2 separate regions of the Homo sapiens genome follow, and region 2 is linked to region 1. A link is a loop called in an ENCODE intact Hi-C map of the cell type or tissue named here. Cell type or tissue: PC-3. All regions are shown on one strand. Links, peaks and the distances in the headings refer to the core of each region. The heading gives the core; the rest is flanking DNA.

Evidence for each region. A loop is a pair of places that touch in the nucleus more often than their neighbours do. Peaks named below come from ENCODE experiments on the same cell type or tissue, not always from the same donor. Only the 100,000 strongest peaks of a DNase experiment are listed, where the experiment ranks them.
Region 2: it touches region 1 in a loop (3-fold over the local background); 3 of 110 quality-filtered maps call a loop at or near these places.

The regions. Positions count from the first base shown.
Region 1 is chr9:98,549,564-98,553,954 of GRCh38, forward strand. The region is part of intron 2 of GABBR2 (gamma-aminobutyric acid type B receptor subunit 2); the gene reads right to left. Among named protein-coding and RNA genes, the nearest start is that of GABBR2, 160 kb to the right of the region's middle. In PC-3, for the core only: no CTCF peak of the experiment used is centred there; DNase peaks (open chromatin) are centred at 2,158 and 2,868; H3K4me3 peaks cover 1,067 bases; H3K27ac peaks cover 2,525 bases.
Region 2 is chr9:98,773,274-98,777,664 of GRCh38, forward strand. It overlaps ANKS6 (ankyrin repeat and sterile alpha motif domain containing 6), which reads right to left. Exons shown (of 15, transcript NM_173551.5): 8 at 4,132-4,181; 9 at 604-807. Among named protein-coding and RNA genes, the nearest start is that of ANKS6, 21 kb to the right of the region's middle. In PC-3, for the core only: CTCF peaks have their summits at 1,721 (motif pointing left), 2,759 (motif pointing left) and 2,967; no DNase peak of the experiment used is centred there.

The sequences.
Region 1 (4,391 bases), core at 86-4,085:
TCAAACTGCTCTCTAATGTGGTGGTGCTGCCATGCCCCTGGGGGCTGGTGGATAAGACTGCCCAGCTCATCCCATACTGGCCAGCTCTGGGCACTGAATGGGGTTTTTGCCCACCGCCCTGCTTGCCCCAGTCTGTAGCCAGGCTAAACCTGGATCACCAGCATTCTCTTTGTTTTGAGCAGTTGCCCAGGGAGTCTTGAGCACATCCTGGCCCACAGAAGATCCTTAAATAGCATCTCATTCTTTCACTCCCACCCCAGGAAGTGACCTGAGTGCTTCTGATAATGATGGCATCCAGGTACTACCCAATCTACGACCAGACCACAGGGCCTGATGGCTCCCCTGAACTATCCATGGCCACCTGGCCAGAGGAGTGGCAAAATCCTCCAGAATCTTGGTGTCAAGGACCAAGTTCACAAAGAATTAAGCACTATGAGTGGTTGCCTTGAAGCCAGCATATGGGCAAGGTGAAGCAGCTTTGACCTTCATCCTGGAGCGTCAAGATAGTCCTGTCCAAATCCTATAACCTAGTTCTCAGTATACAAATTTAGTATAACTGCCCCCCACCCATCACCTTTTATCTATGCCAAGTCTTCCCAGTTATCCCACCTGATCCTCACAACAACCCTGTGGCAGGTGCCGTTAGTAATCGTATGGATAAGAAAACCGAGGCTTAGAGGTTAAAAAACTTGCCCAACAAAGCAAATTGGGGCGAAAGCACAAAAGCTTTCATGCCCAAGAAAGCATGAAAATGTTTCAGCTCTAAATAGTGGTGATGGTTGAACAACGTTGTGAATGTACTCAATGACAATGACTCATCCACTTTAAAATGGTTAAAATGGCGAATTTTATCTTGTGCATTTTACCACAATATAAAAAGAAAAAAGGAACTTGTCCAAGATCATGCAACTTAGAAATGGAGGAGTGGAACCAGTACTGTTAAGTCATACTGCCTCCATCCTCACCACCACAGCCCCTCAGAAATGATACAAGCCCCTCAGTCTGAATCCCAGAGACATCCTGGCAAAGACGGGCAGCAGCTGAGTGTGATTCAGACCCCTGGACTCCAAAGACCTTGGATTTGGACCTCAACGCTGTCTTTTCCCAGCTGTGCAAACTTAGGCCACTAGTCCTTCTTGCATCTGTAGAACTAAGATTGTAAGCTCTGCCCTGCCTGCTTTGGAGGGGTGATGGCAGGATGTAAAAGAACTTTGTGGACTCTGAAGCTTTACAGATGCATAAAGTCCCCTGCATTCCCTGTGATTATGATTGCCAGAGAGTTCATAGATACTGGATTTGTGGAGAGTCTGTTCACACGGGGGATCCTTTGCAATCTTCCTGGGGGACAGGATTTTTGTTTTTATTTCCTCATCCTACACTCACTCAAAAAAAAAATCCATTCTCTAACATGCCTGAGAGTAAAGCCTGCTTGACAGTGGATAGATGAATGAATGGAGAAATGACCCAACCACCCAATCGGCCAGCCACAGTCTAAGCCATCCAAAGGAGAGTTTTTATGAACACACGTCTGACTTGGTGATTAATACTTTCAGACAGGGCTAGGTGCAGTGGCTCATGCCTGTAATCCCAGCACTTTGGGAGGCCGAGGTGCGTAGATCACTTGAGGTCGGCAATTTGTGACCAGCCTGGCCGACATGGTGAAACCCTGTCTCTACTAAAAATACAAAAATTAGCCGGGCGTGGTGGTGGGCACCTGTAATCCCAGCTACCCAGGAGGCTGAGGCAGAACAATCGCTTAAACCCAGGAAGAAGAGGTTGCAGTGAGCTGAGATCATGCCACCGCACTCCAGCCTCGGCGAGTGAAACAGAGCAAGACTTTGTCTCAACCAAACCAAACCAAACAAAACAAAAACTTTCAGACAGATTACCCAAGGTAGAAATTATGATCCATTTTATACCTGAAAAAACTGTGGCCCAGAAAGGTCATCCAGTAGACCAGGGAGGGAACAATTTATGCCATGGCTTCCAGGGCCTCTCAAACACAGCAAGTTTTGGAGGAGACATATTTAACCAGCAGCATGGGGTGGGAAGAGAGCCATGAGCATCTCTCTCCAGCTGGAGGCCTCTAGCCTGCCGTGATATGTTTCATGAGCGTTCAGGGCCTGCATACTGAACCATGAGTCACTTTAACAAGCAGCACCTGAATGCAGAGAGAAGTGGTGAGCTCATGCAGCTACGAGGCCTCTTTAGGGAGCCGGGACATTTAGGCTTAACCCTGTCCCTGTGACTGAGAGAACAAGGGTAAGTCATTTCCCCCCTTTTAGATGTCTGTTTTTCTCATCTCTGAAAGTGATGGATTGGACCAAAGATTTCAAAGGTTCTCTGCAACCACAAAAATCTATGCTTCGCGAACATTGAAGAAAATGATTAAGGAGTTTCTTGGTCTTGTGTGGGTGTGTGTTTTATTTAATCTGATTTATTCAGATAACTGCCATTGTGCCTCACTTCCATTTGCAGATACGAACCCAGACGAAAAATGTAAACTCATCTCCCAGCTTCAGGATCTTTATGACATTCCAAGGCATTGACGAATTCTTGCCTAAATGCAATTCATTCTTCACCTGTTTTGGGGCATCCGAGTTTAGCTTCTCTGCAAAAATAAACCATTTTTTTCAGGAGGCAGGTATAACCGGGCAGGGGGGACCACAGTTGCTAAGTCCTAGGTAAGGAACTCAGGCCAAATGCAAAGGGATGAGAAAATGATTGAGGCTTGCTCTTTTCTCTGTTGGTTTAATCTTTTTCCACGACTTTGCTGACTGTTTCTGTAATTAAATGAGGGAGGTATTTGTCATCTAGGGTTCCTTTCAGCTGAGATGAATGGAACGCAACTTTCTCAGGAAGCTTCTGACAAAACACTGTTTGTGGCCAGTGCCAGGATGTATACAAAGGCCCCAGGCTGTGTGTGTTGGGAACTCGGGTCCACTTCAGGTCTGCGCCAGGTCGCCGCTGTGCTCAAGCCCTGGTGAAAAACTGTTTGGACAAAAAGTGCCTCAACATAGATGCCGGTGAGATTAATGTGATGCGGGGTGGCTGCAAAGCATTTCCCAAGTTAACAAGGGAAAATGAATGCCTGGCATTTGAGTGAGTTCTGGAAGCCCCACTCCAACAAAAGGCCTTCTGGGGTATCGTGCATAGACTGGCTGTAAGATTTTAAATCTCTTTAGTCAGAGAGAGCTTGGGCTAGAACCTCTTGGGGAACAATCATTTCTCCTTTCTGTTAATGAGGTTTAGTTTTTCATCAAATGCACAGCAGTTCAGCTTTTACCACCCCCTGCTGTGGCCAGTCCTTTTTTTCTTTTTCTTTTTCTTAGAGACAGGGTCTCACTCTGTCACCCAGACTGGGGTACAGTAGCATGATCATAGCTCACTGCAGCCCGGAACTCTTGGGCTCAAGCATCCTCCTGCCTCTACCTCCTGAGTAGCTGGGATTATACCCACGTGCCACCATGCCTGGCTATTTTTTTTATTTTTTATATTTAGTAGAGACAGGGGTCTCGCTATTTTGCCCAGGCTGGTCTGAAACTCTTGGCCTCAAGTGATCCTCCTGCCTTGGCTTCCAAAAGTGCTGGGATTATAAGTGTGAGCCACTGCACTCAGCATATTCTTATTGGGAACTTGTGACAATTTGTAAGGGAGACATTAGTGCCTTTGTTTCCTGTGGGAGAAACTGAGTCTCAGGGAGGTATAGTGACTTGCCTGGGGCCCCATAGCTAGTAAGAGGCAAAGCAGCCAGGTGCGGTGGCTAACACCTGTAATCCCAGCACTTTGGGAGGCCGAGGCAGGAGGATTGCCTGAGGCCAGGAGTTCAAGACCAGCCTGGGCAACATGGCGAAACCCCATCTCTACAAAAAAATGCAAAAAATTAGGCATTGTGGTTCGAGTTTGTGGTCTCAGCTACTCGGGAGGCTGAGGCAGGAGAATCAACTGAGTCTGAGACATTGAGGCTGCAGTAAGCTGTGATTGTGCCACTGCACTCCAGCCTGGGTGACAGAGGAGACCCCTTCTCAAAAAGAGGAAAAAAAAGAGGCAAAGCTGGGACCTGAGCTTAGATATTTTGACTTCTTGAAATTATGAAATAATGAGCACGTACCGTGGAGCAAGCACTGCATGAAGGGCTTAGCATTCACTTCTTCACTTAATGTGCAAAACAACCCTATGAAGTAGATGTGATTCTGATCTGCATTTTCCAGATGAGGAGACTGAGCCTCGGAGAGGATAAGTGACTTGCACATGATCACTCCGCAAGCAACTGGCAGAGCAGGGAGACTAATGTCACAAGTCCCTGCTCATTCTGCAGAGTGCTATGATTCTTCTCTGTGATTTAACAATTCCCAAAACATATTTACTTCTCTAGTCTAATTTTGATCTTC
Region 2 (4,391 bases), core at 306-4,305, 220 kb after region 1:
TCACCCAGCACATGGCGACAGGGTCAGTCCTGAATCCCTTCGTCTTGCCCATTTGCTGCATCTACCATCTAGATACAGGTTACACACAGATACCTTCCACACTGATGAGACTGTCAATTTCAGAAACAGACCAAGAGCCACCAAGTTAGAAATCACTACAGTCAAAAGGATAGAAGTCATACTCTTGGGCACAAGAAAACACCAGTAGCACACAGAGTTGCCGCTGAGTGTTTGCTCTTGATTATGGTTCACTCACACTTGGCTGGTGATCTTCAGCTATTACTCCCACTCCCTGGGTCCCAGTTTCCTCATCTACTAAAAGGAAGGTTGGATTAGATGGATCAGGTCTTCAAACTGTGCTCCTTGGAGATCTAGGGTTCCAGTGAGGGGACAGATGTTCCCTGCTACCTCAACATTTTAATCTATTTTCCATACTGAGTTGCTCTGTAGGGCTTCATTAGACAAAAGGATATCATCCATTCAAAAGAAAAAAAAAGTTGCAACCCCTCTGGATTCGTCGGTTTGAGGTCCCGCTGCCTGGAACACACCATGATCTCAGTGAGCAGTGAGTGATGTGTAAAAGTGTGTCAGAAGACAACTTACAGTGTCTGTGCCCCCGCCGCCCACGGGGTGGCCCCTGCTGGCTCTCTGGGGCAGCGCAGTCTTCATGGGGTCTGCCTTCCCGTTGTGACGCGTCCGGGACCGATCAGAGCTCCACAGCTCAAAACTGGAAGGGGGTAGGAATGGGGGGATGACTGCTTTCAGCTTGTCACTCGGGAGTCTGGTGAGGGGAGCTCCGTTTCGAAGCTGAAAAAGACAGGCTGAGGGTTAGACAAGCCCCCAGGAGGGCTCCCAACTCTGCAGGAAAGACTCCATGTTTTTCCTGCTTCTTGGGGCATGGCACCACCATCCACCCCTCCACCCAAGCCGGGAGCTATGTGGCATCTACAGCTCTCCTCCCAGTAACCGCACAACACCCATGTCTGCTCTGCGCCAACACCAGGCTTCTTCTGGATCTCTCCTCACAGCAGCAAGATCAGAATGGGGCAGAGGAGACAGAGCGCCAAGGAGAAGCAGATGATGTTGGTGTGCTGTGGGGGAGGCAGGGGAACTGGGAGAACACAGAGGAGGGGTGCCCCTGCTGCACAGTGAAGGCACCTTTGTGGGAACCGAGCTGAGAACGACAGTTTAAGCTGGGCCAGTGAGGACCAGGAGGTGCATTCCAGACTGAGTGAGGGGCCAGAATATGGAAAGGCCTGGAACCTAGAGGAGCAGGACATGGGTGCAGTGCTGCAAGGAGACCAGCATGAGCAGCCATTGGGAGTGAAGAAGGAAGCAGGAGGTGATAAGGGCTAGGGCTCAGCACCACTCTCTTCCCCAGCCCCCCACATCCCAGCTTGCTCCAGCCACGCCTCCTGCTGCTGACATTTAATTGTAATTTAATTTTTAATTTTGAAAATGTGATTTGGGGGTCAGTATAAAATCTACACAGTAATGACTGTTAGATCTTCAAGGAAGTGTTCACAGACCAAGCTCACCTTAATTAAGAAAAATAGTGAACTTTGTGCCAGATGGAGCTTTGCAGCAACGGGCATCCCACAGCTAAACTCGCCTCGGGAGCCGAGCAGGCGGGCATCTCCACACTGATGGCTGCACATGCCCATCAGCAGGGCAGCCGGGCCACCCCACCCATTATGGGGGGGCAGGCACACTGGCGCCCTCTACAGGGCATGAGCAGTTGGGGAAGTAGTACACCTCCGGGGTTCCCAGGCTGGCTCTGTCCTGCTTTTCTGAGTCTCTAAACAAGTGCTGTCCCCTCTTTCCCTCTAGACCACAACAAGCTCATCCAGCAAACGGGGTTGAGTTGGAAACTCACAGCGACAAATCCACCACCACAAAAGGGTATTTTCCCTCCCTGGGGTAACAGTCTAAATTGTTGCTATCTTTCTGGAAGCCAATGACATTCACAACCTTTGACCCAGGAATTCCATTTCTAGGTATTCATCCTGAGCAAATAATCAGGCAAGTGGGGGAAACGAAGGTATAAGGACATTCATCTGAGCTGTTAAAATAACAAAAAACTAGAAATCCCAGAGTCTGACAGTTCAGTCTTGGATAAAGAGACACGTTCCTACACTAGAATGTTCTAATGTAGCCATTAAATATGATGTGGCTACATGGTGTTTTATGACATGGAAAAGATGGTCACAACACATAAATCACAAATAAATTGGATTCAACACAATATGGGAAAGATACTAACAGTGCCAACCTCAGGAATATTAAATGAGCTGATACATGCAAAGTGCGATGAATAGTAGCTGGTACTTAGTAAAAGCTATGGTATTTGCTATTATTATATACAACATCATATCATATTTATACATGCTAAAAAACTGCTTACAAAAAATACTCAAAAGACATATCCATAAAAATGCCAACCATGGTTATAGTTGGGTGTGTGATCAGGGATGAATTTATTTTCCTTCTATATGTTTTACTGCTTCTTCCAAAATTTCTAAAATAGCATTTCTGTCTTCACACCAAAAATAATTATTGCTATTTAATAACATGATCAAACGTCAGGCAGCACAAGCCCCCACAGTCAGTGTTCGAGCCATCAATTTACACCTGTTGGGGTGGCAGGGAGCCGTGGGCAGATTGGGTCAGGACCCCTCGCTGGGCTCTAAAGTTCCTGACACTGCTGATGCCTTTTCTGGGAGCCCCCTCTGCTCCCTTGTCCTCAGCAATACTGCCCTCTGCTGGCTAGTATTAGGGTCTTAGCGCTAAAGGGACTCAAGTCCAACTTTAACCACTAAGCTCTCATGTCAGAGGAAACAAACGTGAAACCCAGAGAGGGGAGGTAACACATCCAAGTTCACACCACGGAGCTTATTCTGGGCCAGACACTATGCTAAGAACTTCCTGGGAGTGATCTTGTTTAAAAACCATAACCATGAGGGATCCCCGAAGTCAGAGACTGCAAACTGTCCCCCAGTATCTACTTTTCACATCTTAGAAATGACACCCCTAATGTTCATTTAGATGGGCACAGGACCACTTGGAACAAAGACTTCATTTCCCAGCTTCCCCACTGTGATTTAAGCAGAGTAGTTGCCAAAAACCCTTTTTTTTTTTTTTTTTAAAGACAGAATCTTGCTCTGTTGCCCAGGCTGGAGAGCAATGGCACGAGCTTGGTTCACTGCAACCTCCACCTCCCGGGTTCAAGCAATTCTCCTGCCTCAGCCTCCCGAGTATCTGGTATTACAGGCGCCCACCACCATGCCCAGCTAATTTTTGTATTTTTAGTAGAGATGAGGTTTCACCATGTTGGCCAGGCTGGTCTCAAACTCCTGACCTCACGTGATTCACCTGCCTCCGCCTCCCAAAGTGCTGGGATTACAGGCATGAGCTACTGTGCGTGGCCCCAAGAAACTTCCTTAAAGACAGCTGGCATGTGCCCATGGCTACCTCTTCTCCCCTCCTCTCTCCTGCTGGCTGGAATGAGGCCGTCATGGGCCAGAGCTCTGGCAGCCATCTTGAACCAAGAGGTGACCTGAGAAACAGAAACTACACATGGGGGACCAACAGGCAGAAAGGACTCAAGTCCCTAACTCCAATGAGCCATATACTAGTTCTGGACTTTGTTTACTTGAATGAAGTAGGCTGCTGTCTTATTTACACCATTGTTACTTGGGGATTTTCCGTTACTCACAGTTGACCCTAATCCTAATACATCTCTAAGTTACAGATGAGGAAACTGAGGCCTCCCCAGCTGGAAACATAGCCTCCTCTTTGACTCCTCTCACCCTGGTTCTCCACAGCCCAAATGGTGAGTCTTCATTTCTCATGCTGCCCATCAATTCCTACCCTCAATCCCCTGCCTCCATGAGAACAGGGCCAGGGCTGACACCCAGCGGGTGAGCACCAGCACAGCCCTCTCCACAGTTTAGAGCTGGCATCTGTTCTGACTCCTCAGTGCCAGAGCTAAGCCCACTGTTACACATTCTCATCACCAACCCTATCTGTGACCACTACAAAGACAGACAAACACCTACATCCCTCCTTGTAAATCAATCAACTGATGATTGCCGGAGACCTAAAATGCTTTTAGAAAAGCCCCACACTCACCATGGTTGTCAATAACGTGTCTTCCTTTTCTCCTCTTGTGCTCCCAGGACCTGAGAGACAAATGGAAATTTCCTGAAATGACCCCTCCACGTGTCCACAGCATAAGGATGAGTGACTGGGGCAGGCTTCAACCTGGAAAACCAACTCTCCTGGGTGCTTAAATATTTAATAATAATTGGTATTCGATATTTTAATAGAAGGAAGGCATTTAAAAGGTATATTGGAGCATGTTTTCAGCTTTTCCATAAACCACTGCCGTA